Linked DNA regions of Homo sapiens: region 2 is linked to region 1. The links are chromatin loops, found by intact Hi-C in ENCODE. Cell type or tissue: stomach. All regions are shown on one strand. Links, peaks and the distances in the headings refer to the core of each region. The heading gives the core; the rest is flanking DNA. Region 1 has its middle 65 kb from the start of RASGEF1B. Region 2 has its middle 380 kb from the start of RASGEF1B.

Region 1 (15,499 bases), core at 3,363-11,362:
AGTGGAATGTGTCTGTAACACAGTTATAAATTCGTTTGTTTTTATTGAGCCAGATCCATAGTCTCTGAAGGCAGTAACAGTTCTCTCATAGAGCTTCAGAGGATAAGAATCTGGAATCTGGCCTGGGGTTTAACCTTTGCAGAGCATGAGTGTTTGGTTCCTTACAGAATGTTGCAGTGGGACTTCTAAAATCCTTCATTCCCACATTTGGGGAATGGTGTTAACTTGCCCTTAGGTAGCAGCAGCAGGACAAGCTCAGATCAGCACTGATTCCTTGAGGAGCTAACTACGTCAATGAACCATGGAGAGGGCTCAGTTGCAAACTATAGATGGAGAGGATGGTGTAGAGTCAGGGAATCGCACCAATGCCTGCTGCTCACAGCTATTGGAAAGTTTAAAGTTCCCTGAATATCTCTAACACTAGCATTTGCTGTCATCGGTGGCATGACTTTGTCCATTGATGTCAGCGTATCTGCATATACATCTGTGCAGCTTTTAATTCAGAACTATGACAGAGGCTCAAGTTGTAGCCATGGCAACAACATTCCCAACAACAAAGAACCACACATAACTTTAAATAATTTTCACGTTTATCATTCTCCCATAGCCCTGTATTTTTGTCTATTATGCAGAATTTACAGAATACTCTTTGAATTATAGTTATCGTATATGTACTCTCATCTGTTCTGGGCTTAAAACCCCTTGGAGAAATAAGCCATGTTCCAATCATCTTTGTAGCAAACACGGAACAATGAGAAGGACATGGCCTTTGAAATCAAACTGACTTGGGTTTGAATGCCAGCTCTTCCTAGGTTGGCGACCTTTTGCAATTTAATTAGCTTCACTAAGCCTCAGTTTACTTATGTATAAAATAGGAATAACATCATCATCATAATGTTCTTAGTTTTTTCTTTACTTTCTGCCCCAACGTGTCTACTATAGTGCTTTACATGCATGTGGGAGACATTTGGAATATTTGAAATGAATGCCTGAAAATAAGTACTAACATTTTCAAAGAAGGGGAAAATGTCTTACTTAATAATCCTATACATGAATGGGTGAGAGGGAAAGAGAACGAGAGGAACTCAGTGAACTGTAGAGCACACTGGTGTCAGATTCCAGGATAAAATCAAGGCTCCTGAATCTTAGTGAGCTCTTCAAGGTCATCTGAGGCCTTCTGCAAATGTTTAGTTTCACAGTGAGCAGTGGGCCATCAGGAAAACAGAACAGAACTGGCAGGTGGCAGGTCTTCTGGGAATCCTATCAGAACACACTTCCTGGATGCTCCACACATCAGCTTTGTAGCCTCGGTCAAAGGCATTAGGAGAACAGAGACAGGCCCAGGAATGCCTGAAAGGAACATTTTATTAGCTAAGGGGACAATATCCACATACTCCCTTTGCCACTGCAGGCAAAGGGAAGTGGGTTAAGATGAGCAAGAAGAAATTATAGTACAGATAATTTCCCATCCGTACCTAGTCCTCCATTCATTGGTCTTCCATTTCCATATCACATTGGAAAATCAAGAGGAGAACAACAAATGCTTTCACACTAATACCACAAATGATATTACTACAGAACTACTGAGGGGGCTACAGCCAAAGGATTCCCCAACAGGGACTTCTGGTTCAGGCAACAGATTATAACAGGAGGAACTCCAGCCCAGGAGCAACAAGCCCCGCTGCTCCCTTGCTGTCTTCCTGTCCCACAAGGTTAATCCATCTGGGAGCTCCCATATGTGAAGAAGAGTCTATCCCAGTGGTTCTCAGCCCCTTTGAAATCTAAAATATAATATACTTTCAGTAGCCAGTGTACAGGCAGGTGAGTCCGTGGACACACTGATTCAGACACTGCTAGCATTCCGGCCTTGTGCATTACCTTCATTCACTGCCCTCGGTGGCCTCTGGTCCTAAAGTTTCAAATTATTGGACTAGCTGATTTCTTTACATGTATTAAAATATATCCATTATGGAAAATGTAATGAAGAAATTTGTCTAGATAAATAAACATACAGATGAGAGTCACTATCAGCTAAAGATCAACCAGATATTCTGATTAAACATCTCTGAAGTGAGACATTTGTTTCCAATGAGAAAATATGTTTTCATTCACCAAATTCACCGGCATGACATACGATTTAGGACGCATCTGTTAAAGAGTGAGACTCTGAAGACCACATGTGTGTAAAGTTGAACATGCAGGGTTGGTGGCCACTGCCAGGGTTTTGCAGCTTTCTTTTTGGATATGTGCCACCTTCTCCCTTGCTAAGCTTGACCTTCTCCTTTTAACACCACTGTAATGAGTGGGCACATTAATCCTGGAGAACTTGGTAAATGCACTTTTGGAGTCAAGTACAGGAACACTTAATATCACTGTATCACTCTAAGGACATCTTGTCCTCTCATTGCCTGCTTCTCCAGATTGGTAAAAGAGAAAAGACGACATGTTGGAAGTTTACCGTAATTTATGTTGAATAAATTATTTGTAAAACAAATGGAACATCCAATCACATTAGGCTCAAAAAACTTAACTCAGAGAGCGAGACATTGGAAATCAAAGAATCAGATGCCCCATGTCACAGAAAAAGCCTGCTACAGCAGAAGCACCACAATGTCCATGTGTCATATAGTGTCGAGAAATGGGGCAAGCACAGATAAATCAGGGTCCCAGGGCTCCATTTTCACTTCCTCCAACTTGGCTGTTTTGCTTTTTATTTATTTATTTATGTATTTTTTTTAGATGCAATACAGTTGGGATAAAACTAACAACACACTTATGTGTGTCAGGTTGTTCTTTTTCTTTTTAAGAGAAGCACAAGAAAGGAAATACTAACAGACAAGGGAAGCCCCGGCCAGGTTTGCCCTGCTTAGTACCTTAGCCCCACAGCATTCAGACACATAATAGACAGCACAGTCTCCAATTGCCTATCTTTGTCTTCAGTTCTATAACAGGAAAGAGGAGGAAGACAGCAGAAATTAGCCTGAGAGAGAATGTAAATAAATGAAGGAGAAATAAAAGGTGTTTATTCTAGGGAGGGAGAGCCCACAGTTGAGGAATATGCAAGGCAGAAGGAGGGGAGAGAGGAAACAGAGAAGGGAGAGAGGAAACAATGAGTTAAAATTCAGATGCCAAAGGCCCCCAGCAGATGACACAGGACAGCGATGCAGGGGTCAGAGAGGGAGTGGTGAGGACTGCAGGGAAATGGAGAACACAAGCCCCACCAACTCAGCCCAACGTCCCTTTATCAAGAGAGACTGTGGGCTTGGGGTTGCTAGATCTTCTGATTTTTCTCAAAATCAGTTTGAAATCCAAACTTTTATGTGAATTTTTCCAGTTTCTAAATATTAGCAAAACATTGTTCATCATAAAAAAAAAAAAAACAACTGCAGGGCAGTGTTGACCCAAGGGCCACCAGTGTGTAACTCTGTGGTAAGCCAAGAAAGGGTGAAGGAAGGGGCAGACACCTGTCAGATGGGAATGGACTGATTTGATTTCCGCAAAGCAGAAGGGTGGCTAAAGAACAAGAATAAAGAGAGAGAGTTGGAAAAAGGAAGGAAGGAGGGAAGGAAGGAAGGAAGGAAGGAAGGAAGGAAGGAAGGAAGGAAGGAAGGAAGGAAGGAAGGAAAGAAGGAAGGAAGGAAGGAAGGAAGGAAAGAAATCCAAGCAGGACAAAAGATAATCAGAGTGCTGCGGTGGTGGCTGGGACATGGGTGTTGGAGCCTGGCAATGCTAGTTTGAATGCCAGCTTTTGCTGGGCATGCTACTTGACCTCTGTGGGCTTCCACTTTCTGGTCTGAGAGCAGGGGAATGATGCTTTCTTTGCATGGTTGGTGAGATGATTAGATGAGATATGCTATATGGGCATGGCTGGCACACACTCAATGCTTCGTAGATGTTGGGCTATGTTTCATTTTTTCCTTTGGTAGATGGGACAGTTGGGTCCCAAGAGGACCAAATTCTTACACTCTGGGAAGCCATTTAGCAGACCTCAAACATTTTGAGGGATTACAAATCTTTTTAAAAACTCTATGAAATACGTGGACTTTCTCCTCAGAAATATAGACATAGCAAAACACATACACAGGCACATACACATACACATAGAGTTTACATACCATTTCAGAAGATCACAGGTCCTCTGAAACCCAGCCATGAACTCCAGGTCAGGATCGCTGGCTTACAGTAATTCTGCTCCAGTACACTGGAAAAGAGTAAGCACATGGCAACTGGTCTCTCGTGTTCATGACAACAGATCCTGACCCAGATTATGGGATTAAAATCTGGGGCATGTGTGAGCATATGTGTTACATGTGCCTTGCTAGTGCAGGCTGACTTGTCCTGGCCCCAGCATCCTAGGAAGGAAACTGCGCATACCTCCTGCTTAAACGATCCACATCTGATCCACATCTGATTGATTCTGGTTTCCAGGAAGCCAGAAGACCATAGGCTGCAGAGATGGAATTGAGTGGGAGGCAAACTGCATTTGCCACTAAGTGATAGCGATCTGAGGAATGCTTCCCTACGTGACTTGTGAGTGACGGAGACAAGAGGGGTTACTGGGCCCAAGGGTGGGCACGCTGTGATATTTGGAATATCATTCAGGGAGAAACCAGGAAACTGAGGCAGTAATGGAGACTAGGTTTCCCTGAGGAGGAGACCACCTCTCCCTGAAGGCCATGCCCTCTATGTACTAACAAAACACTACCATGTAACAGTTGACAAAGCAGGACCACGACATCCACTCGCCTTGCCCAGAGAATGCTTTAACCTTTGTGAAGTAATTTTCTGAGACTTCAGATATCCCACCTAAGCACATTCCTTATCTCACAGAAATTGCTATACTTGATACAGAAATGGCTTTAACATGTAATTGCTTTTTCTTCTGTATTTACCTATAACTCAAGACTAAGGCTTTCTATTTTCTACACGTTCCATATATACATATGAAAAGTCTATGATTGTATAGTTCTTAGATGTTGTCAGTTGAAGAGAAGCAAGGCCAAAAATCACAAGGAGGAAAGATACTGTGAAAATGGAAGTGGGGGTGGATCTAAGGAGATCCCAGGCTGATGGAAGAAGCACTGGCCTCCTCTGCTGGATGTTTGGGAGAGGTGGAGAGGGGACATCTCCCAGAACCTCCAGAGCCCTTCAATACCCGCCAGGGCTGATGTGGGGAAGTGTGTTTCTCCTTAACTACCTAAGGATGAAAGAAGGCAGCACTTGAGACCTGTGGGAAATGAGGGCAATCTTTTGGGAAATTTCAGTCCTGGAGGGATTTCTAGGTTTTCAGTTCAGGGGTTATCATTTTTAGAGGTGTTAACTTTAGAAAATTGAAATCAATGGCCCTGTTTCTTATTCGTTGTCAAAAACTAAAATTTCATGTGAGATATTTTTCCAGTTTGACAATCTATTGCTCCCTTTACCACTGTAAAGAAACAGGAGGAAAAGTAATATGTAAGCAGGGGTTCCATATTCTTCTAAAGTAGATAAGGTTTGGACTGTGTCCCTGGCCTCTTTATGGGAAATCTGTGTTTTGTGGATCTCGCGGCCTCACCTGCATTCAGGATCTGCCTTGTGTGTATGAGGAGCACCAAAGGAAGTGGCGACCTACAAAACGCAGCCTGCAGGGAGGAAGTAGAAGTGGAGGATTTAAACAGGAGCTGAGTTAGACGAATCTTCAATTTGACCAAACTTCTTAATTGGGCTCAAAAAACTAGAAATTGTCAGAGAGAGGGATGAGGAGGATTCAAGGTCTAGAAAAGTATGTTCCTTTACAAAAATAAAAATGTATTTTTGCTGCTCTGCATTTTATGGACTGCCATGACTATGAAACAGCACAAGTCCAGGCACGGTGGGTCACACCTATAATCCTAGCACTTGGGAGGCCAAGGTGGGTGGTTTGTCTGAGCCTAGGAGTTTGAGACCAACCTGGATAACATGGCAAAAACCTGCCTTTACAAAAAATACAAAAAAATTAGCTGTACATGGTGGCATGCACCTGTAGCCCCAGCTGCTCTGGAGGCTGAGGTGGGAGGATCGCTTGTGCCCGGGGCGATTGAGGCTGCAGTGAGCTGAGATCACACCCCTGCACTCCAGCCTGGATGACAGAGTGAGATCCCTTCTTAAAAAAAAAAAAGAAAGAAAAGAGAAAGAGAAAGAAAAAGAAAAAGGAAAAGAAAGAAAGAAGGAAAGAAAGTAAAGAAAAAGAAGAGGAAAAATAGCACAGCAGCCACACACACTTTAGTGTAAAAAAAGAGGCAAATAATAAAGGAAAATAATACTTCTTTTGTTCTATACGTGTTATTATGCCCATTTGCACATTTTCCAGATAAGGAAACTAACAAATTACCCAAAGTCACACAGAAGTGAACAAAGAACAATTGAAAAGTAATGTATGCCATTTGCCTACAAAAAAAGGGAGGACAGAAATATTAAAGATTAATTCTTCTGGCTTGACAATTTTACTCAGGGATAAATTCCTACTTAAAAGAGTACAAGTTTCTCTTCACAAAGTTAATACGTGATTTCTCACTTGCTCTCGGGACTTCTTTTCACATCTCCCACAAGGTGGCAGCATTTCTCCAATGATATAACCATCATCAACTAGGGCTACAGGGATTGCACAATAGAGCCAGGAGTAGAAATCAGGAGAATAATTAATATAGAACTTATAAATACAGAAAAGGTTACAAAATTGTGATAGTACCCTAATTAAATAAAGGCTTTTAAACCCAGTAATTACTTTGAAGGTTAGTATCTTCCAGCCTCCCTGCCGCTTAGAAAAATATTCATATTAAATTCTTTTAGCGCTATCCTTGTTTCCACCACTTGATGGCAATAAAGACCCCTTAAATACTGAATGTTCATTTTTCTTTTTGGAAAGTTGGAAGGTCTGTTTGAAAAATTCAGCAGTCTACTCCTTTATCCATACTTTCCAGTTTCATCCTGTTCAAGATGCTGAGTGTTCTTCTGGAAGTAGAATGCCCCAACCATTCCCTGGGTCGATCGCCTTTGCAGGAATTCACGGAATGATACTTTCTCCTTGATTTTTCTAATAAATTTAGTAATTTTCTACCGCCAATCCCCACCCGTCCACAATAAACTAAAACTTCTCGGATTTTTTTCTTAAAATAGCTCCGAACTACCAACTCATTGCTGTTTGGCCCTATCCCATCCACACAGGTAACTCCTATGACCTGTATCTATAGTCCACCGCAGGTTTTGAGACACTGACACTTTGTAAAATACAGCTCCAGCTGGGCGCGCTGGCTCATGCCTGTAATCCCAGCACTTCAGGAGGCCGAGGCGGGCAGATCACCTAAGGTCAGGAGTTCAAGACCTGACCTACATGGCGAAACCCGGTATCTACTAAAAATACAAAAATTAGCCGGGCATGGTGGTGGACACCTGTAATCCCAACTACCTGAGAGGCTGAGGCAGGAGAATCGCTTGAACCCGGGAGGCAGAGGTTACAGTGAGCTGAGATCACGCCATTTCTCTCCAGCCTGGGCGACAGAGCAAGACTCTGTCTCAAAAATAAATAAATAAATAAATAAATAAATAAATAATAAATAAATAAAATACAACTCCAAACTGATTGTCTCTAGTGGAGCAAGCAGCACCGAAATGATTCCTTGAAGATGAGACTCTGTCCTGGCATTCTGTGTGACACCGGCTTTTAGACTGCAGCTAAGAACCTAGCACAATGCCATCACTCAATATGAGTTTATTGAATAAATGCGTGATTGGGAAATTATTATTTAATCCTTAGTGTCAGTGATGTCGATGGTAAATTTCCTGAGAAAAGGGACACTTTCAGTACCACTGTTTAGAAATGGGCTTACCACTGCCCCATTGATCTCGGAAGATGATGATAGGAGGGGTGAGTCAGTATCACATAGGAGAAAGGGAGAATTTGTAAGTGATGGGGAGTCAATGACACAACTCTTGGTGTGCTTTCAGAGTAGTGGTGATAGACTGCACTGACCCATGCTTACTCTCTAGGCTGGTATGCCTCCTCCAGGATCAACAGTAGCCTTGAATGCCATGTCAAGGCTGCTGTGGATTTTTTTTTCCTTATACATCAAGATGCTATCTATTGCTTTGGCCTTTTTAGCAATAATTTTTTGGCTTTTGTTGGAAAGTAACAATAAAGATGATTCAGGAAGGCCACTCAGGCAATGAAGGAAAGGAAAGGATAGAGGCTGGGGCCCATGAGGTGTGAATGGGGAAAGCTGAAGAGCTGGTTCCTTTGTAGCTCCTTAAGTACTTAAAGTTTACTGAAGAAAGGGATGGAGGATGGATGGATGGATGGATGGATGGATGGATGGATGGATGGATGGATGCGAGTTGTCCTAAGAAATGAAGTAGTCTTCATTAAATCATTTCGATTTCTACTTATTTGGGGGAATTTTCTGTGATGGTAATTCAGGATGCTCTATTTATTTTGTCTACTGTGTTACTGTACAGATTGTATCTTTGTGCCGAGTGAAGCAATTTGACTTCTTGGCATTCACATCATACACGCTTGGTGTTTGTAGACAGTTATCATATCATTAGTCATTGCCTAGTTAATTCTGCTTTCATGTTTCTACATAAATGAATCCCTCCCACTCCCTCAGTAATGTCTGTCCTTACTCTCTGATCTTCTTCCAGTATTTCTATCTCCTTCAGGCCCCTGAGCATCTCACTGACAACCTATTGTTTCAGGTAAAATACCAGAGTTATCCAGAAGAAAAAAAAATGTGCTGTGTGGATTCAGGGAAGAGTTAACACTTTTCGTATAGTTCCAAAGTCAAAATCAGAAACAAAGAAACTTCATAACTGGCTCCCATATTTGTATAAGATGTCCAAACTGTTTTTTTAGTACTTGACTATTTGCTAGTTACACCCATAACAGAAATTTTGAAAGTATGCCTCTACAATATATTATAGTACATTTAATGCCTTTCTCCCCCATAATACTGAACAGGGACCATAACTTTTTGTAAAAGGACTTGCAGAAAGATCCAAGGAGAGGGGAGGAAATGGGATGGCGATCACAGGAAGAGGCCTTAAGCTTGGACAGGAAGAGACTGCCCTCTGAGAGCCCTGGGAAATAGCCACGGTGGGGGCGGACAGAGATAAGGTGGAAAGAAGGGCGGGGAGTAGATGGAGGCAGACGGAAGATGAGTTGATTTACCATTGTTGACATCAATTTTCTTCATGAATAAGGAAGCGAGATTGTTGGCTGAGAGTGAGTAGCAATGAGGTTGGGAAGAGTTGAAGAAAGTGAACGCTGGAACAGCCATGGGCAGAGGGAAGAATTTAGGACCTAACTGAAACTGGAATCCCTCCCTTTGGAGTGGATTTAATCTGAAATTCCAGTGGGTTTTTTTTTCCAGCATGCCAACTATATTATCAATACGTATTCATTTTGTTAAATATTCTCGGTCCTCCTCTCTTCTCCATCCTACTACTCTCTTGCTACAGGTTTCATTTTTTGTTTGCTCCTGATTTATTATTACCTCCAGTCTCACCTTGCCAGTCCTTCTTCCTCTAGCTGCTGGAGTGACAATTTTCACAACCAAATATTACAGCCAATGCCGTCATCCACCAGTTAAACCCAGCTGAGCACAGACACATGAACAAGCCTAGTATAGACCAGGAGATGAGGCTGGAGAGCGAGCAAGTTAGAGCTTACAGGGCCTTGGATTTCACTGGGAGTGAGAAGAATTGACCAGCTGAGTTCATCCCAAAGTACTAACTCACAGGTACATGAGCTAAACTATTAAGTTTTGAGGCTGGGACTAAGTTGAGGGAGGTGAAGCACCTAGGGTGCAAAATTCAAGGAGGCCTCATTTGCACTTCCATGACATAAGAGTAAGTGTCTCTTTAAACTGCATGCCCCTGTTGTTACACTCACCTCACTGGCCTCACCCTACTCACTTACCACTTGCATGGCCCTGTGAAGTTGGTTCCACAGCCATGGATGACTGATACAAGGATTTTCTTGACCTGGCTCCAGAAAAGCTTATTCTGGTCAATCATGGCACATGGACTATGGCCACTACTTCCTTTCTCCCTTTAATCTCCCCGTTATACCCAATAACATATTAATCTATATTCCCAGTGACAGCTGATGGCCAAGGAGGCCCACAGTTTTTCAGCAAATTAAGAAATGTGCTGATACAAAATATTCTGCTCCTACTAGGTCAGTGATGGTTTGCTAGGTCAACCTCAGATTTTGAATCAGAAAAGGTGAGAAAAAAATCTTCAGAGAACTAAAATAACCCATTGGTCCTCCACTGAGATACCTACAGCACCTAGACCCTGAATCACCATCCAGAAAAGCCTCCATGAAGCATCGATGTACTGTAGATTTTTCCATAAGATTTCTATGGGATTCCTGTCTCTCTTGAGACAGCCTACTGAAGGAGTTTTTCCTGGGTACCACAAAAGTCGACCACTTTAGGTCTTTAGCCTTTTTCTTCCTATTCACCCTATTATTCCAGTAAAATTGCACTTATCCCTCTAAGCACACATCATATTCCACGCCCTTGCTTGACTGATTCTTTTGCTGAAGACTTCTCTTTCTTTCTCCTCTTTCTTTCTTTCTCTTCTTTCTTTCTTCTTTCTCTCCTTCCTTCCTTCCTTGTTCTTTCCTTCCTTCCTTTTCTTTTCTTCTTTCTTTTCTCTTTTCTTTTCTTTTTCTTTCAAGACAGGGTTTCGCTTTCCACCCAGGCTGGAGACCAGTGGTGTAATCATAGCTCACTACCTCCTGGGCTCAGGAGATACCCCCACCTCAGCTTCCCGAGTAGCAGGGACCACAGTTGCATGCCACTACACCTGCCTAATTTTTGTATTTTTTTTTAAGAAACAGAGTCTTGCCATGTTGCCCAGGCTAATCTTCAGCTCCTGGCTCAAGCAATCATCCCACCTTAGCCTCTCAAAGTGCTGAGATTAGAGGCATGCACCACCGCACCCAGCCAAGACCCTCTTTTTCATGTCCCCAGTAAAGGACACTGATGGTGCTTTTACCAGATCTCTTTAAGCATATCATGTACGCATCCTCCAACTTCTTTATGCCTTGCTGCTAATGCCTCACATCCTAAAATCTACGACCTTTGGAGCATTGCTCTGGAGATGTCCTGCTCCACATATGCCTGGGCGTTTTGTATTCCAGCCCCCGTCCATCAGGGTAGCCCATAACCATGAACAGACTGGTATGGGAGTACAAAAGCTTGGCTCCTTTGCTTCAAAGTGAACAAACTCTGAGGTGTAAATTATGCTACAGGTTTCCCCATGGGATCAGGCTGAGTCTGGGACTTCATCTGAAATTGTACTCTGATATAGTTTGGGTCTGTGTCCCCACCGAAATCTCATGTCAAATTGTAATCCCCAATGTTGGAGGTGGGGCCTGGTGGGAAGTGACTGGCTCATGGGAGTGGATTTCCCTTGGGTGGTGTTCTTGTGACAGTTAGTGAGTTATCACAAGATCTGGTTATTTAAAAGTGTGTAGCAACTCCCCTCTCTCTCTTCCTCCTGCTCTAGCCATGTAAGATATGCCTGCTCCCCCTCTGCATTCTGCCATGATTGAAAGTTTCCTGAGGCCTCCCTAAGCCATGCTTCCTGTGTAGCCTGCGGTACTGTGAGCCAATTAAGTCTTTTTTCTTTATAAATTACCCAATTCCAGGTATTTCTTTATAGCAGTGTGAGAACAGACTAACACACCCTTACTTGGCTTCTTCACATCCTTATATGATATCCTTAACTATTTTACTAGTTTCTCCAGGGAGCATTTCTCTACCACTTATCCCCCTCAAAAATTCTTACCTATGCTTCTAAGTTATGCTTAATTATCACTTTTGTGAAATATCCCTGACCACCTAGGGAGAGAGAATTAATCACTCCTTCCTCTGTGCAACTACAGACTCTTACAGGAACGTCAATGATTGCATTTAAGCAGGTCAACATTTATAATTGAGCTGTCTCTCTTACTGGTCAGAGAGCACTTTGAAGGTAGGGGCACGGTTATGCAACTATCCACGGGAATATCTTCCGTAATCATTCGGGATGCAGGACATAATTGTTGATTAGAAAATATTTACATTGACTTGAAATCTGCTTCCTTGTAATTTTCACATGTTAGCCTCAATTCTTCCATTTTACACAGTAGAGTAAGCCTAAATAAGACAGTGATTAATTTTCCAACATCCATCCTTCAGACTTAACAACTCTGGATCCAGGAAGAGGCTCTCATATGGCTTTAATTCCTCCAATTCACCACCCTTATTACTGTCTTCTTTGTGCCTTGAGTTTGTCAATGTTCTCTTTAAAGCTTGCTATTCATAACTGAAAACAATAGGATGACAAAACAATAGGATTAAATAAAAGAGCTATGGTTTAGCAGCCTAGTTCACCTCTATTCTTCCTCAATCTGGATAAGGAGTTTTTGAGACTACGATGGTTCCTAAAAACACCTGTGTGGTGTCATACTCTCGGTCCACATGAAGAAACGGGTCAGTTCAAATCACTAGGTTTCTTTACATGAACTTTTGTAAGAAATGTTTTTTCCCGGCCAGGCACAGCGGTTCATGCCTGTAAGCCCAGCATTTTGGGAGGCTGAGACTGGCCAATCACCTGACATCAGGAGTTTGAGACCAGCCTGAACAACATAGTGCAACCCCATCTCTACAAAAAAATACAAAAATTAGCCAGGTGTGGTGGTGCACACCTGTAGTCCCAGCTACTCCAGAGGTTGAGGTGGGAGGATCACTTGAACCTGGGAGGCAGAGGCTAAAGTGAGCTAAGACCGTGCCACTGCACTCCAGCCTCGGTGACAGAGTGAGACTCTGTCTCAAACAAAAAAAAAAAAAGAAAGAAATGTTTTCACCCCCACTGAATTTACAATATTGAGTTTTGAACCTAAATGCAAAGTTTAACTTCAGTCTGCCAAGCTTTATCTGGTTTGATTTAATTCATTATTGCATCAAAATTTTTTTTGAATATTAATGCCACATCAGTTTTTTGGCCTCTCCAGTCTTCATCCTGGTGAATAATAGGAGTGAGAGCAAGACCAGGGCAGAGCCAGAACACTGCCACACCATTACAGACCTGTATTGAAGTGGGCACTGACTTATTAATCCACACTCTGTGGGAGCCATTGCTCAGCAAGCTCTGAATTCTCCTAACTGTGCTCTCATACAGTCTGAATTTGTTTGCCAATAGGATGATATAAATAATTATTTTTAAAATTGCCAAAATCAAGTTTTATTATGTCTTTGGACTCTTCCTAATCTAGAGGCAGACTTACATAGCAATTAAGGGGATAGCTTAAGAGTCTGGCAGATGGATTAATCTGAGTTCTGCCGCTTACCAGCTTTGTGAACTTAAGCTCATTTTAATATCCCTAAGCCACAGTTACTGTACTCTTTAAATAAGAATAATAGTTTCCATTTCACAGGATAGTTATAAGTAAATGAGGTTATTTATTATATATCAAGAGTTCAACAGAGAACCTAACATGTAATAGTAACATTTTCCCTTATTATTCCAAACTAATGGGAATGTTGGAAAGAGAGTAGCTGATTTAGAGGAAACCAGAGGCCTCGTGAAGAAGGAAACATATGAGCAGAGAGATGAAGAAGAGGGAATGAGCCACAAAGCTGCCTTGGACAGATGTTACAGGCCAAGGGAATGGCAAGGGCAAGGTCGAGCATATGCACGATCTAGCAAGGGGAGTGTGGCTACACCTGAATGATCACAAAGCAGGATCACAGGGGATGAGGCTGGAGAGGCAGCAGGGTTGGATCTTACAGAGTCTTGGGTTTCACTTGGAGGGAGATGAGAAACCATTATAGAAATATGAGTAATGGGATGAGTGACACAAGTGGACTTGTGTTCTGAACAGCTGTCCTAGCTGACATGTGACAACTAGACCATAAGGAAGGCGAGGCTTTAGAAGACTGTTGCAATAATCCAGCAGATGACAGTGTCTTGACATGGAAGTAGTGAGAAGTAGTCAGTTTCTAGATACATTTGAAGGTCTCCAGGATTATTGATGTGCAGTGAAAGAAAGAGAAATCAAGGATGAGACCATGTAATTTGTCCTAAGCAACCCAGAAGATTGAATTCGTGTTTACTGAGGTAGAAAGCCAGGAAGAGGCACAGACTTGGGAGGTGTATCAATCAGGATAAGTTAGGTTATGCTGTGGTAACAAACAACTTCTAAGTCTCAATGGCTTAACCCAAAAAAATCTCCTTCTCGCTCAGGACATTTCCATTGCCAGTTGGCAGGGGCCTCCATTCAGAGGATTCACTTAGGAACCTAAGGGGTCGGAGGCTTCACTTTGACACTGGTTGCCTTCACCACCACAGCAGCGAGGAGCATAGAGAATTGCACTCTGGTTCCCAAAGTGCCTGATGGGAAGTGAAGTTGCTTCCACTCATATTTCATCAAACAAAGCAATCACAAAGCAATGCCTAACTTCAAAGGGGATGGAAGGAAGCACAATCTACTGCATACCTGGACTTAAGAAAGTTGGAAATATTTGATGAATAGCAGCAGTGACTGCCACTGATGAGAAAACCAAGAGTTTTCTTTCTGTGTTTTGGACATGGCCATTCCCGTGGGGGTGTAGTGTACTAGTCTGAAGTTCAGGGAAGGACAAGGAGTGCATCCAGGCTTGTGGAACCTGGAGTGGATATAATCTGGGGGGAAGCTCCTTTAAGATAAGGAATGCCAGACCCTATACAAAATTAAATACAGAGACTTAGGAGAGCATATGCAAATGAAAAATAGAATAAAATACTTAGAAACATACCTAGCCAAGGAGGTAAAAGACCTATACAAAGAAAACTACAAAACACTGCTGAAGGAAATCATAGATGACACAAATGAATGGAAAACATCCCATGCTCATGGATGGCTAGAATCAATATTGTGAAAATGACCATACTGCCAAAAGCAATTTACAAATCAATGCAATTCCCATCAAAATACCATCATCATTCTCCACAGAACTAGAAAAAAATTCCTAAAATTCATTTGGAACCAAAAAAGAGGCCTCATAGCCAAAGCAAGACTAAACAAAAAGAAGAAATCTGGAAGCATCACATTACCCAACTTCAAACTATACTATAAGGCCATAGTCACAAAAACAGCATGGTACTGGCATAAAAACAGGCACACAGACCAATGGAACCCAATAGAGAACCCAGAAGTAAAGCCAAATACTTACAGCCAACTGGTCTTTGACAAAACAAACAAAAACATAAAGTGGGGAAAGGACACCCTACTCAACAAATAGTGCTGGGATAATTGGCAAGCCACATGTAGAAGAATAAAACTGGACCCTCATCTCTCACCTTATAAAAAAATCAACTCAAGATGGATCAAAGACTTAAATCTAAGACCTGAAACCATAAAAATTCTACAAGATAACTTTGGAAAAACCCTTATAGACATTGGCTTAGGCAAAGACTTCATGACCAAGAACCCAAAAACAAATGCAACAAA
Region 2 (15,499 bases), core at 3,444-11,443, 450 kb after region 1:
CACTTTGGGAGGCCGAGGCAGGAGAATCACTTGAGCCCAGGAGTTTGAGACCAGCCTGGGCCACACAGCAAGACCCTAAACTCAACAAAAAACTAAAAAATAAGCCAGGCATGGTGGCACAGACGTAATCCCAACTACTCGGAGGGAGGCTGAGGTGGGAGGATTGCTTGAGCCCAGGAGGTTGAGGCTGCAGTGAGCCATGATAGTGCCACTGCACTCCAGTCTGAGTGACAGAGCAAGACCCTGTCTCAGAAAAAGAAAATATCCAAAATTGAAAAATTAACACAAAAAATAACATAAGCACAGGGATGTTTGTATAGAGGTGAATCCAAATGAAAAATGGAAAAGGGAGTTGAAGTGATTGCCTACAGAGAATAGTAGGTATTAAGAGCAGGGAGAGGTGGAATGAAATACTACTGTTTTTAATTATAAGGTTTGTAGGACTGTTTGATGCTTTAAAATATGTACTTTTATGATATGAGAAAATATAAAATCAAATTTAAAAACTAAAACATAATATAGGCAAATCACTAAAAATATTGCTTTCAAATTATGTGTAAAAAAGACAACCATGTTTCACAAGCATCTCTAAATAAGCTGAAACAGAACATTTTACACAATGATCTCTTTATGTTATCTGCACAAGATGTAAAACATCAACCAGTGGCCCATACTCAAAGGCCTTATTCCTATAAGTAAAAGGCAAATCAACTCACATTCCTATATTTTAAGTTGAAATAGAGTATTTGTGGGTGTATGTATCATTTTTTATGATTCTCCTCTTTGACTGACTTTTTGAAATCACTGACCAACACCCCAATGGCATTAGTGTAGCCTTGGCTGCTGCAGTGCCCTGCCCACATCTCCTCCTCAGGACTGGAGCACTCACTCCTTCAGCTGCTGGGACTGTTAGTAGAAGATGGCTCTCAGCTGAGTTATTTTCTAGTGATTGCCTTTAGCCAGCATGCTGCCTAGCCCAAGGTCACTAGACCTTTCCAATAATAGTGGTATAAAGACTCGGTCCTCTCGACCCAAGGCAGAGCAACTCTAAGGTGCCGCTCAGCTTCAGAACTCTCCCACGGATCAGCTGGGGCCTCCATTGCAGCTGCTCAGCCTGCTTCCTGCTCCCTCTTTTCTACAGGTGTTGATCTCATCCTCAGAGCACTCCCCAATAAACTTCTTGCACACAAATCCCCATGTCAGTGTGTGTTTCCAGGGAATCTGAAGACAGTCCAGTAAGAGCCTTTTTACTGTTCTACTAGGTACAATAATATTATTATTTTAGTTTAAGAGATATTAAAGACAAAGTCTCTTGACTCTTTTACCTTCCTTTATTTAACTTCCTTTTTCAGAGTTTTAAATGGTGCATGCCATGTGCATTAATCTTATCTTACATAGCAGAGTGAAATTTATCTTTAATGTTTAAGATAAATATTAAACTTATTTAATATTTAATATAATTTACTATTTGAATGTCTACTATATACAAAGTACAGTGAAAAGTGAGGAAGGGGAGGGCAGAAGAATCCACAATGAGTAAGCAAATGAATCAAATGTGGTTTTTTCCCTCCTTGAAGAGTTTATAATTTGGTAGAAGAGATAAAAATGTACACTAATTACTGTAATCACTGGAATGTAACAAAGAAGTAAAAAGTGCTATGGAAGTTCAGAGAGAAGATAATTTTGTTGGTTTTGTATTTGGTTAGGGTGGAAGAAGTGAAGGGTTGTTAAAATTTCCCTTCTTAACCTACTTCACATCAGCTAGCCTTTCAACACTAGATTGGAGTTCGTTGGATGAAAAAGGCAGAAAAGTGATTTAAGGCAGATGTAACAGACAAGAGTAAAGGCTTAGAGGTTACAAAGGGTGGTGGTGTTTGGGTAATAACTATTATACTAACAGAGTTTAACTGGAGCACTGTAGGTACGAAACAGACAAGCAAAGTGAATGCCAGAAGGGGGAATCTGTCTAGAAACGTATCCTCTTCTTCTGTTACAACCACCAAATCAGGCAGATCTTCTTCTGTCATACCCGCCCAATCAGACATTCTAGGACAGGAACAGTGGCTTTGACCAAGCCAAAGATCATCGCCTTTCAATGTGTCATTAGGAAGGCTGGGGACTGCCCCCCTGGGTTCCAGGCCATCTGGGCCGCCGTGAGGCTCCTGCCCACTACAGATGCATTTGCTTTTCCATTGAGCTATTGCCAAAGTCCCAGAGGGATTCTCATTCAAAGGTTTTCCAAAGAATTGCTTTTAATACACTATTACATTATAATTTAAATAGCCTCTTGTAGGGTAAATGCACATGACAGCAATAACTGAAGCATACTTTTAGAATGACCCTGTATGGCAGATGCACCTGAATCTGTATTCCAAGCTAGGGAATTAGGGAGTGGCCAACCTGGACATTAGTTCCCTGTCTATGAGAAACACAGGAGCCCCCAAGCCCCATTCTGTGGAACACAGACCATAACAGAGAATTGAGGCCTTGAGTTTTCAGCTTGATGAAGGTTAAAGGGGGAGATCGTTAGCGGGAGTGTTCTGTGAAAATGCTGTATGAACTGCATGCTGTTTGCAAGCACTGTGGTTTTCCTACCCAGCCCGCCACCACTGGGTCAAGTGGATATGTTGTCTGGTCCACCACCACTGGACTATTTCTGTATGTAAGGTGGGGTTCTCCTATCTAGCCGCCACCACTGAACTCTCTCCCCTGTATGTAATCCCCTCATAAAACCCCATGTCTCATTTGCTGGTTCTAGGTCTCTTCTTCAGCCTCTTGAACCTGATGCCTTTCCTGTTGAGGTTAATAGTTGTTTAACACAACATCTCTCCAGGAAAAAAAAAAAAAAAATTAAACTTTTTCATCAGCCAAATTTCAAATTTCTACAAAGTATCTTTTAGTATTTGCTATCATAATTTTCTCATAGAATATTTTGATTATCTATTTTTCTAAATGTACTCTTTTGTAAAGATCTCCGTAATTTAACTGAACAAAAGCTGTTTAATTCACTGTGAATGGATATTCTTTTTATTCAGTGCCCTCCTTTTAATTTTACATTTCTACCAACTTCAGCCCAAATCCACTGACTTGGAAAACCATGTTCCACCTTTTATTTACAAGGCAGTGGGGAGGAGGGAGTCAAACTCTCTTCCCTTCCTGATAATTAGTGGTCTAATTAGCAACCAATCAGTGTTCTGTGTTTTTCCTAAATATCTGACCATTTTTTAAGTCACAGCCATATTTATTATATGAAGAGGTCATGTTTGTATAATTTTAGGCTTTGGTACATTCACAATTGCATAAGTATACCCCGAAACGAACCTTTTCCATCCTAAACTTCTGAACACAAACCACCCAGTGACCATTTCAGACCATTGCATAGTGATGCTGCCAGCTGGCTAACAGTTCAGTTCCAGCAGTGACACCTTCTTTGCCTGTGTCACAGTATCTTTTGTGGGCAATTTTTTGGCTATTTTATTTTGTCCTTTTTTTGTAAAGCCAAAATGAGACAAAAATAAATTCATATGCTAAAATTAATGATAATAAATGAAGATCTCATCAAAATCATACAAGAGAGACAAAGAAGCAAATTCTTAGCTCTCCCAAAAGTGGAAACTCCTAACTTTCAATCAAGACATGATGGAACTTAAACTTGTCAATCATGTATTTAATGGGAAAGAAAAAAATTAAAGAATGTATATGAAATGAGACAAATATATCAATGAATAGGATATCTAAAAGGAGTAATTAGGATTTTAGAATACATTTTTAGCTCTCTAGCACTAGCTATCCATCCCACCCCATGGCACCTTGAAATTTTCAAGTCCATTGATCATCTTTTATGCATTCATCTTTCATGCACATTTTCAAGAATGCGTTATGCCTGGAAATTGGCAAACACGCTAATTCAGAGATAATCTTATTTCAACATGGCAGTATAGGCAGATATTCAAATAAGGACATTATTTATAAGAAAACATATAAAGCTCATGGCTAGTTACCAGAAAACAAAAGCTATCATTATTTGAAATTTAGAGCAGATTCATTAATCTCTGCGAAAGAAAACAGAATTTCATAACTGGAGGAAAAATAAGACATATGAATCATGCCTCCATATAATGCAGTTCTATAAAAACCTGAAATAAGCAAGAAAAAAACGAGGACCTAGAGAAAGAAAGTCAAATGTGAGTGAATGATTAAATACATATGCACTCAAGAGGGACACTAATCTATTCAAAACATGAAGCAGGTAGCAGAAAGATTGGACCAGGTTTGGTCTGATGACAGAGTTGTTCAGCTTCCAGCATTCCATGCCAACATTACAGAATTTGCTCTCCTGTTGGAAATCTCCCTCATTTTTCACCAAGGAAGAATCAAGGGCTTTTAATTAATTGTGCAAGTGAAGGGAATAACCTGTTGCTGTTCAAATTCTCTGACTTTACAGACAGGTTCACCATTGGGACTAAGAAACCTATGAGATGATAAATTGGTCATTAATTTTATGTTTTCACATCCAGTTATTCCTACCAGACTCTTTACTCCTAGTACTTAGGAAGAAGTTTCCAAACCCCATCATCAGAAATGTGTGGAACCTTCTAAACTGCCCCCAAAATAGAGAGTTCAACTTCTTAAACTTAACTGAAAACACAGAAAGACTCTACCAATTCTCTGGCTCACGCCTGTAATCCCAGCACTTTGGGAGGCCAAGGCGGGTGGATCACTTGAGGTCAGGAGCTCAAGACCAGCTTGGCCAACATGGTGAAACCTTGTCTCTACTAAAACTATGAAAATTAGCTGAGAGTGGTGGCACACACCTGTAATCCCAGCTACTTGGGAGGCTAAAAGAAGAAAATCAATCGAACCTGGGAGGCGGAGGTTCCAGTGAGCCAAGATCATGCCATTACACTCTAGCCTGGACAACAAGAGTAAAACCCTGTCAAAAAAAGAAAAAGAAAGAAAGAAAGAAAGAGAGAGAGAAAAAGAAAGAAAGAAAGAAAGAAAGAAAGAAAGAAAGAAAGAGAAAGAAAGAAAGAAAGAAAGAAAGAAAGAACAAATGAACGAACTGATATTTTCACTTGGAAAGTATTACAGAAGAGTACTTTGGCTGAATTCAAATGTAATTCCAGATTTTTTTTTTTTTTGTTTTTTTTTTTGAGACTGAGTCTCGGTCTGTTGCCCAGGCTGGAGTGCAGTGGCGTGATCTTGGCTCACTGCAACTTCCATCTCCCAGGTTCAAGCAACTCTTCTGCCTCAGCCTCCTGAGTAGCTGGGATTACAGGTGTGTGCCACCACACCCAGCTAATTTTTGTATTTTAGTAGAGATGGGGTTTCACCATGTTGGTCAGGCTGGTCTCAAACTCCTGCCCTCGTGATCTGCCCACCTTGGCCTCCCAAAGTGCTGGGATTACAGGTGTGAGCTACCACACCTGGCCTAATTAGAGAAATTTGTAAAGAAAATGTTAACTTTCAATTGTACCTATTTATAGAGAAATTAATTATGAAAATAAATAAGAACAAGATGGGTAAAAACAGGACTTTATACCTTCTCCAAAAGATGTACCTTAGCCTTGGAATTGGGATTATTTTCAGCTCCCAATGCCAGACTCTGAGCCAGTTTTTTCTTAGGGGTTGGCTAGGAAAGGCTTCTTAGGTGCCAAGTTTCTTGGGCCAAATATCAGCATGAGAACATCCCTATGTGTTGGTAATCTCTAGCTAATTTACCAGCAGCCAGAGACTCCATGTTCAGTCAAAATGGCTCATGTCTGTTCCCAACCAACAGAGAGCCATAAACTTACTATCTTCTCTATCTACAGGCAGGTCTTCAATATAAAGTTCTACATGAGTAACCATGACCCACATCTGCAGAAAGTCGACTGGTCCCTAGTTCAAAAAAAGGTTTGGGTTTATTCCACACTTCAGCATATGTCTGTCTGACTGCACAGTGGGACAGAAATCTTGCCAAATAACCTGGCACTCTTCACTCTGGCTTTCAGAAGACCAAAAACCATACAGCCATGGTAACTAAACTGCCAAGACAATAAATTGATAAATCTCCCAATTTCTTAACTCAGGATGAAAGTGGACTTGGATAATTTCTCAATCTTCAGTAATTCAGTATCACATGTTTGTTTACAAATATATAGAGGGAAAGGAGTGAAAAACTTTAAAATCTCACAGGTGATGGTGTAGAAACTACCCACCCATAGGCTATATGACAGTTGTTCTTAAGGTAGTTTAAATATATCATAGTGATAAAGAGTGTTTTTATTTTGTTTAAATCCAGAGCTAACCACCAAAATTTCAGTTTCTCTCTCAATTTCTCCCTCTCACTTTTCATATATTTGTACACAGTGCCTAGAACAATACTCAATAAATATTAATATGTATTAAATGAACAAAAAACCAAATGTTAATCTCTAGAAAGAGCTCAAGGCTCTCTCCCCCATTCTCCTACACCCACTCCTAAGGAGAACATATATGGTGGGTATGATGGTGGCAAGGACAATATTGGGTCACATTTTTGGTGTGATAAAGGTTAAAGATCTGGGGCCCATAGCATTTCCTTTGGATTTGATCACTGGAATCCTGACTTCCTTTTGAATTCTCTCTCCTGTACTCCACTCCCCCAACTCCTACCCTACCCACAGCAGGGGGAAATGCCACTGTCACTCTCCTTCTCCTTTTCCTCCTTTCCTTCATTGCCTCCACATCCCCTCTATAGAAAGGCAAGCAGAAACCAGGTGTATTAGTCCATCTTCATGCTGCTGATAAACACATACCCTAAACTGGGCAATTTACAAAAGAAAGAGGTTTAATTGACTTACAGTACCATGTGGCTGAGGAGGCCTCTCAATCATGGCAGAAAGTGAAAGGTACATCTCACACAGCAGCAGACAAGAGAAGAGAGAGAGCTCATGTAGGGGAACTCCCATTTTTAAAACCATCAGATCTCAGCAGACTTATTCATTGTCATGAGAACAGCAAGGGAACGACCTGTCCCCATGATTCAGTTACCTCCCACCAGGTGCCTCCCACAACACATGGGAATTCAAAATGAGATTTGGGTGGGGACACAGCCAAATCATATCATTCTGCCCCTGGCCCCTCCCAAATCTCATGTCCTCGCATTTCAAAACCAATCATGCCTTCCTAACAGTCCCCCAAAATCTTAACTCATTTCAGCATTAACTCAAAAGTCCATAGTCCAAAGTCTCATCTGAGACAAGGCAAGTCCCTTCCGCCTATGAGCCTGTAAAATCAAAAGCAAATTAGTTACTTCCTGGATACAATGGGGGGTACAAGCATTGGGTAAATACAGCCATTCCAAATGGGAGAAATTAGCCAAAACAAAGGGGCTACAGGCCCCATGCAAGCCCAAAAATCCAGTGGGGCAGTCAAATCTTAAAGCTCCAAAATGATCTCCTTTGACTCCATGTCTCACATCCAAGTCACTCTGATCTAAAAGGTGGGCTCCCACGGCCTTGGGCAGCTCCTCCCCCACGGCTTTGCAGGGTATAGCTGCCCTCCTGGCTGCCTTCCTAAGCTGGTGTTGAGTGTCTGCCACTTTTCCAGGTGCATGGTGCAAGCATGGTGGATCCACCATTCTGGGACCTGGAGGATGGCAGCCCTCTTCTCACAGCTCCACTAGGCAGTGCCCTAGTAGGGACTCCCTGTGGGGTCTCCAACCCCACATTTCCCTTTTGCATTGCCCTAGCAGAGGTTCTCCATGAGGGCCCTGCCCCTGCAGCAAACTTCTGCCTGGGCATCCATGCATTTCCATACATCCTCTGAAATCTAGGCAGAGGTTCCCAAACCTCAATTCTTGACTTCTGGGCACCCACAGGCTCAACATCACATGGAAGCTGCCAAGGCTCAGGGCTTCCACCCTCTGAAGCAATAGCCCAAGCTGTACCTTGGTCCCTTTTAGTCACAGCTGGAATGGCTGAGATGCAGGGCACCAAGTCCCTAGACTGCACACAGCAGAGCCTGGGCCTGGCCCTCAAAACCATTTTTTCCTCCTAAACCTCTGGGCCTGTGAAGGGAGGGGTTGCCACAAAGGTCTCTGACATGCCCTGGAGACATTTTCTCCATTGTCTTGGTGATCAACATTTGGCTCCTCATTAGTTATGCAAGTTTCTACAGCCAGCTTGAATTTCTCCTCAAAAAATGAGATTTTCTTTTCTATCGCATTGTCAGGCTGCAATTTTTCAAACTTTTATGCTCTCTTTCCCTTTTAAAATGGAATGCCTGTAACAGCACCCAAGTCACCCTTGAATGCTTTGCTGCTTAGAAATTTATTCCACCAGATACCCTAAATCATCTCTCTCAAGTTCAAAGGTCCACAAATCTCTAGGGAAGGGGCAAAGTGCTGCCTGTCTCTTTGCTAAAACATAACAAGAGTCACCTTTGCTCCAGTTCCCAACAAGTTCTTCATCTCTATCTGAGATCACCTCAGCCTGAATTTCATTGTCCATATCATTATCAGCTTTTTGGTCAAAGCCATTCGACAAGTCTCTAGGAAGTTCCAAACTGTCCCACATTTTCCTGTCTTCTTCCGAGCCCTCCAAACTGTTCTAACGTCTGCCTGTTACTCAGTTCCAAAGTTGCTTACACATTTTTGAGTATCTTTTCAACAGCACTCCCAGTACCAATTTATTGTATTAGTCTGTTGTCATGCTGCTGATAAAGACATACCCAAGACTGGGTAATTTACAAAATAAAGAGGTTTAATGGACTTACAGTTCCACGTGGCTGAGGAGGCCTCAAATCATGGCAGAAGGTGAAAGGCACATCTCACATGGGGGCAGACAAGAGAAGAAAGAGAGCTTGTGCAGGGAAACTCCCGTTGGTTTTTGCTGTTGTTGTTGTTGATTTTTTTTTTTTTTTTTTTTGAGACAGAGTCTCACTCTGTTGCCAGGCTGAAGTGCAGTGGTGCAATCCTGGCTCACTGCAACCTCTGCCTCCTGGGTTCAAGTGATTCTCCTGCCTCAGCCTCCCGAGTAGCTGGGACTACAGATGCATACCACCACACCCAGCTAAACTTTGTATTTTTAGTAGAGACAGGGTTTCACCATGTTGGCCAGGATGGTCTCGATCTTTTGACCTTGTGATCCACCTGCCTCAGCCTCCCAAGTGCTGGGATTATAGGCATGAGCCACCACACCTGGCTGAAACTCGTGTTTTTTAAACCATCAGATCACGTGAGACTTATTCACTATCACAAGAATAGCACAGGAAAGACCCACCCCCATGATTCAATTATCTCCCACCAGGTCCCTCCCACAACACATGGGAATTCAGGATGAGATTTGGGTAGAGACAGAGCCAAACCATATCACTAGGGCTAGCCACAGGATAAATAAGGCCTGTAGAAACAGCTTTAGTCCTTCTGTGTTAGGCTAGAGACATGTCCTCCTTTTCCTTTAGCCATCTTGTCTTGCTTCCTGTGACCACAGGATGAACCCAACAGAACAGAATGAAACTCAAGGAAAAAGACTAAGGAAGCAGTTCAGTCTGAGCCTCAGAGCTACCTTGAGGAAAGGTGTCATACATGGGAGCATCCAGGAGACCTAGTCACAAATCACAGGATGGTATGTGACCAAAAACCCCAATAGTGATAAAGAGAATAGATTTGTCTGGCCTTGCCTTTTGTACATACATCTCTTTAGAAAAAAGCTTAATTTTTGGTAAATGGCTGGTTAAAGGTTTAGAGCTTGATCATGGTAAAAATCATCTTGAAATAACACATAAATAAATAGATCAGCAAGAACTGCCTTCAATAAATGAAATTAATCCATAACCTCCCCCAAAGACTTCAGAGTGGTAAATACAATATAATATCTATAGGGCATCACTGTAAAACTACACAGGGTGAAATGTGGGAGAGGGAAGGATTCAGTCCCTCTCAAAGGCCTGAGAATAAGGCAATAACACATACAACTTCTGAAGAAGCAATAGCATAAAATTCATTGACATCCTCAGTAGAATGACAAAGACATATCCAAGTCACCTACAAGTAGGGGCAGAGCCTAAAGACTGTCCTCAAAGGCCTCAACCTCATCTATAGCTATAGCCCCTTCCAGACCTGCCTTGGTCCATTATTACCCTTCTTTCTTGGGGACAAATTAATATTTATTAGAATAGCTAATCTCTAATATTTTTATTATATCCCTACTGGCAACTAACTTTGCATGTAAAGAAGCTTTATAGTTGCCAAATTATTTAATTCTATTCCATCTTTTAGAGAAGTCTAAGAAAAGTCAAAGCTTATAGAGCCCAGGAGTGGTTCCTTTCCATTACAGACTAAGTTATATGTAAAATTAGACAGGACAGTTGGAAAAGAAGACACTCAAACTCCTAATACTGTTCTCATGATGCACTTCATTATTATTTTATGTGAAAAGAATTCTGCAAACAGTAAAGTCATTTTCTTTCTTGCTTGCTTTCTTGCTTTTTTTTGACAGGGCCTTGCTCTGTCGCCCAGGCTGGAGTGCACTGGTGCAATCACTGCTCACTGCAACCTCTAACTCCTGGGTTCAAGTGATCCTCCTGCCTCAGCCTACCAAGTAGCTGGAACAGCCACATGCCACCATGCTAGGCTAATTTTTGTATTTTTTACAGAGATGGGGTCTCACTATTTTGCCCAGGCTAATCTCAAACTCCTGGGCTTAAGCAATCCTCCTGCCTTGTCTTCCTGAAGTGCTAGGATCATAGGCTCATGCCTGTAATCCTGGGTGTGGTACACCCAGCTCAAAGTCATTTTTAAATGTGATTATAAATGCTACAATGTATACAATTTTGCACCACCTTAATATGAATTTTTTATACTAGACTTTGTTATAACTCAGGACTGCTTTACTTCTAAAACCCTAAATTATTATAATAGTCTACTACCACAACCATCTACCCCTCCAGCTTTAGTATTCCATTTCTCCTAACTGTTCCTGTTCTGTGTTCTAAACTCCCAAATCCATATTTCCTTTCATAAACTTGCTACTACTCCAAACCCATACACAATCCTCTTAGATCTCTTCACCTGAATGATTTACAGACATACAAACTCAGTATGTCTAAATTAACTTCATATTTTTCTACAAACCCTGCCTTCTCCTTGAACCCCGTGCTTCACACAGACCAAACTATTGTCCACTGAATGGGTTCTTCTGAATCTCTCCTATGTATTTGCTAATATCTTTGCCTGAACTTACATCCCCACATTTCTACCCAATTCCTTCCCATTTCTCCTCCAGAAACATGCCCACTCAACACTTACTCATCTCTCAAGACACATTTCAATTATTACCTCTTACTACCTCTTCTTGATTACATTTCAAGCAATCCCTTCCACACCAAGGCAGACTGCCCACCTTTATTTTGAGTTCCCACTGATTTCTACATGTTCCAAAGACTTCTGCAATGAAGCAGAGATTATTACTATACCTATATGGGTTAAAAGACTTTAGAAAACCACAAGCCATTTTCAACTCCAAAAGAAATCTCAGGAACTCCTAGATCTACCATCATGTTAACCTCTTGAGTCACACTGCCCATCAACAGTAGACTGAGGTATGCATACAGTCTGCCAAGACCAGCTTGGTCGGGGAGACCCTAACCCAGTGGCACTAGAGGAATTAAAGACACACACACAGAAATATAGAGGTGTGAAGTGGGAAATCAGGGGTCTCACAGCCTTCTGAGCTGACAGCCCCAAACAGAGATCTACCCACGTATTTATTAACAGCAAGCCAGTCATTAACACTGTTTCTACACACATTAAATTAACTAAAAGTATCCCTTATGGGAAACAAAGGGATGGGCCGAATTAAAGGAATAGGTTGGGCTAGTTAACTGCAACAGGAACATAAGGCACAAATAGCTCAAGCTATTGTTTGTAGCTTAAGAATGCCTTTAAGCAGTTTTCCGCCCTGGGCAGGCCAGGTGTTCCTTGCCGTCATTCCCATAAACCCACAGTCTTCCAGCATGGGCGTTATGGCTATCATGAACATGTCACAGTGCTGCAGAGATTCTGTTTATGGCCAGTTTTGGGGCCAGTTTATGGCCAGATTTTGGGGGGCCTGCTCCCAACACAGTCTCTAATTTTGGTGAGGCCTAGGAAACATGAGAGTAAAGATAGTGGTAATGGGTTCAGATAAATAAGGTAGAGAGGTGAGAATTGGATTGGAAATACATCTCTGCAGCTATCCTTGCACAACAGTGACCCCCAAATTAATGTAATCACAACTTTCCCCCTTCCTCTACTTTGCCAGGGAAACAGGTCTTTGTGACTAGGAGAGTCACCAGGCCTGGGTCTTTTGTTGCATTGATTTGAGGTACAGGATGAGTTGAAGAACAAGAAGAATCACACAGCTAATGTAATCTGTACTAAGGGAAGAAGAAAGAACAGGAGGTAGGTGAGGAGAGGAAAGAAGAGATCCAGAGAAGACAGTGTGAGAGACAAGAGCCAACTGGGATGTTTTGTAGTGGAGGAGTCCTTTGAGGTGGATGTTTTGTGATTCCTCAGTGCCCTTCTTTGAGCAAGGCATGTGAGAAGTCCTCCTCAGTGTGTCACCTGAGATATCCTATTTCATTGAATCTAGGATGCCATTTCTCATAAGGGACATTATTATTTTATCTATTGATAAAATATAGAATTGAAAGAAAAAGAGATGGGGAAAAGATTTTTATTTCCTGCTTCGTACTGTATAAAAGAGACTATAGGCATTTTAAAGGAATTTTTAAGAAACTTGTTATTTTTTTATTGTTTTTAGCACTTTTTAATAGGATATTAGACAGGTGTTTGGGGCTTTTGTGTTTTTTGTTTGTTTTCAAGTGACTAAGTGCAGAGATTAACTTAAAGGCAGCTAAGTTTTACATAGTTATATTTAACTACCTAGAGCTTTCTTCAACATTAATAAATACAGATTTTTCAGATGCCTCTTCCCATCTCCCTTTCTGGTACCAAGTTGAAAAAAGCATTAGTGGGGACCCCAAATAATGATAATATCTAATATTTTTTAACACTTTGACTTAAGATTTTTAAAATGAATGAACTCATTTAATTTTTACAACAACTCTGTAAGAAGATAGAGTTTATTATCACTATTGAACATAGTGAGCTTAGTAATTGCCCAAGCTTATATAACCAATAAGTGGCAGAGCTGGGATTCACATGCAGTCATTCTGGATCTAGCATCCATGTTCTTAATTGCCATATTCTACTGCCTCACACTTTAAAAACACACCATGTTTTCCATAAAAGGAAGCCACTTATTACTCCTCCACATAAATAAAGTCAATTGCACTATGACTTTATGCCGTATACTTCAGTAAGCAGATATACACCCAAAAGCCTAGTATAATAAGAAAAACAACAACTTTTAAGCCAACTGATCATTGAAACATGCACAGATAAAAAGAATATTATCAGACAAAGTGAAGACTGGATTTCTTACAACTATAGTTGTTTTATCCTGGAAACTAAAGAGCAAGTAAATCAAGAAACACAGTTACAGTTATTTGGAGGAAAAAATAAAGACTAAAAGACACTGGTAAGAAAGTTGCAAAGATTGAAGATTCTCTTCATTTGACATCAAATTATGCAAATCATATGCAAACTATGCAAATCTGCATGAAGATAGGAAGAATCTGTGTTTGTTTTCTTTCATTAAGCCTTATGTAAACACAGCTCTGGGAGCAATTCCTTCCATTGGCTTGATGAGAAGAGAGGGTAATGTAAAGAGGACTTTGTTTTGCAACTTGGATACCAGCTCAGCCACAGTAGAAATAGGCACTAGAATAGGGTAGAGTTCTGTGGCCTCCATTCCAGGCCCTAGCTCTTGGACAATATTTCTAGACACCCTGGCTCAGAAGGGAACCCACTGTCTTGAAGGCAAGGACTCAGTTCTGGCAGAATCCATTATCTGCTGACTAAAAAGCCCTTAAGTTCTAAATAGTCAGCGGTGGTAGGCATGGGACAGTACTCCTTATGGGCCTTGTTGGTAAGACTCAGAGCTGTGCTGGCTTCAGGTGTGTCCCAGCACACTCCCAGCTGTGATGGCTATGGGAGACGTCCCTTCACCTTGAGAAAAGAAGAAGGAAGAATAAAAGGGACTTTGTTTTGCAGCTTGGGAACCAGCTCAGCCACAGAGGAAGAGAGCACCAAGTGGGCTCCTGGGGTCCCTGATTCCAGTCCTTAGCTCCTGGACAGCATTTCTGGACCTGCCCTGGGCTAGAGGGGAACCCACTTCCCTGAAGGGAGAAACTCAGGACTGGTTCTCTGTTGGTTGGGAACAGACATGAGCCATTTTGACTGAATGTGGAGTCTCTGGACTACTGGTAAATTAGCTAGAGATTACCAACACATAGGGATGTCCCCATGCTGATATTCAGCCAGAGAAGCTTGGCACCTAAGAAGGAAAACTGACAAAGCTTTAGCCAGACTAGCAAAAAAAAAAAAAAAAAAAAAGAGAAACAATACAAAAATATAAAATCAGAGATGAAAACAGAAATATTACAACTGAAACCATAGAAATTCAAAGGATCATTAGAAGCTACTATGAGCAACTACATGCCAATAAAGTGGAAAACCTACAAGAAACATGAATTCCTAGACACATACAAACTGCTAAGATTGAACCATGAATAAATCCAAAACCTGAATAGACCAATAACAAGTAATAGACCAATATCAAAGCTGTAATAAAAAGTCTCCCAGCAAAGAAAAGTCTGGGACCCAATGACTTCATGGCTGAATGTTAGCAAACATTTAAAGAACCGACGCCAATCCTACTCAAACTATTCCAGAAAAAATAGAGTAGGAGGGAATACTCCCAAACTCGTTCTACAAGGCTAGTATTACCCTGATTAAAAAAAAAAAAATCAAAAAAAGAAAACTACAGGCCAATATCCCTGCTGAACACTGATGCAAAAAATCCTCGACAAAACACTAGCCAACAGAATTCAGTAACACATTAGAAAGATTATTCACTATGATCAAGTGGGATTTATCCCAAGGATGCAAAGATGGTTCAACATATGCAAATCAATGTGATATATCATATTGACAGAATAAAGGACAAAAACATTCATTTCAATTGATGCTGAAAAAGCATTTGATAAAATTCAACACCGCTTCCTGATAAAAAACCCTCAAAAAACTGAGTATAGAAGGAACGTACTTTAACACAATAAAAGTCATATATTACAGACCCTCTAACTAGTATCATACTGAATGGGGAAAAACTGAAAGCCCTTCCTCTAAGATCTGGAACAAGACAAGGATCCTCACTTGCATCACTGTTATTCCACACAGCTGTGAAAGCCCTGGCTAAAGCAGTCAGACAAGAAAAAGAAATAAAGTGCATTTAAATTGAAAAGGAAGAGGTCAAACTATCCTTCTTTGCAGATGAAAAATATTATATTTTGAAAAAAACTAAAGATTCCACCAAAAACTATTATACCAGGTAAAAAAAAAAAATTAGTAAAATTACAGGATACAAAA

What was found. Hi-C counts contacts between places; a loop is a spot of excess contacts. Peaks named below come from ENCODE experiments on the same cell type or tissue, not always from the same donor. Only the 100,000 strongest peaks of a DNase experiment are listed, where the experiment ranks them.
Region 2: it touches region 1 in a loop (2.6-fold over the local background); 76 of 110 quality-filtered maps call a loop at or near these places.

Annotation. Positions count from the first base shown.
Region 1 is chr4:81,399,403-81,414,901 of GRCh38, forward strand. No RefSeq gene overlaps it. Among named protein-coding and RNA genes, the nearest start is that of RASGEF1B, 65 kb to the right of the region's middle. In stomach, for the core only: CTCF peaks have their summits at 6,619 and 6,821 (motif pointing right); a DNase peak (open chromatin) is centred at 6,589.
Region 2 is chr4:81,846,596-81,862,094 of GRCh38, forward strand. No RefSeq gene overlaps it. Among named protein-coding and RNA genes, the nearest start is that of RASGEF1B, 380 kb to the left of the region's middle. In stomach, for the core only: no CTCF peak of the experiment used is centred there; no DNase peak of the experiment used is centred there.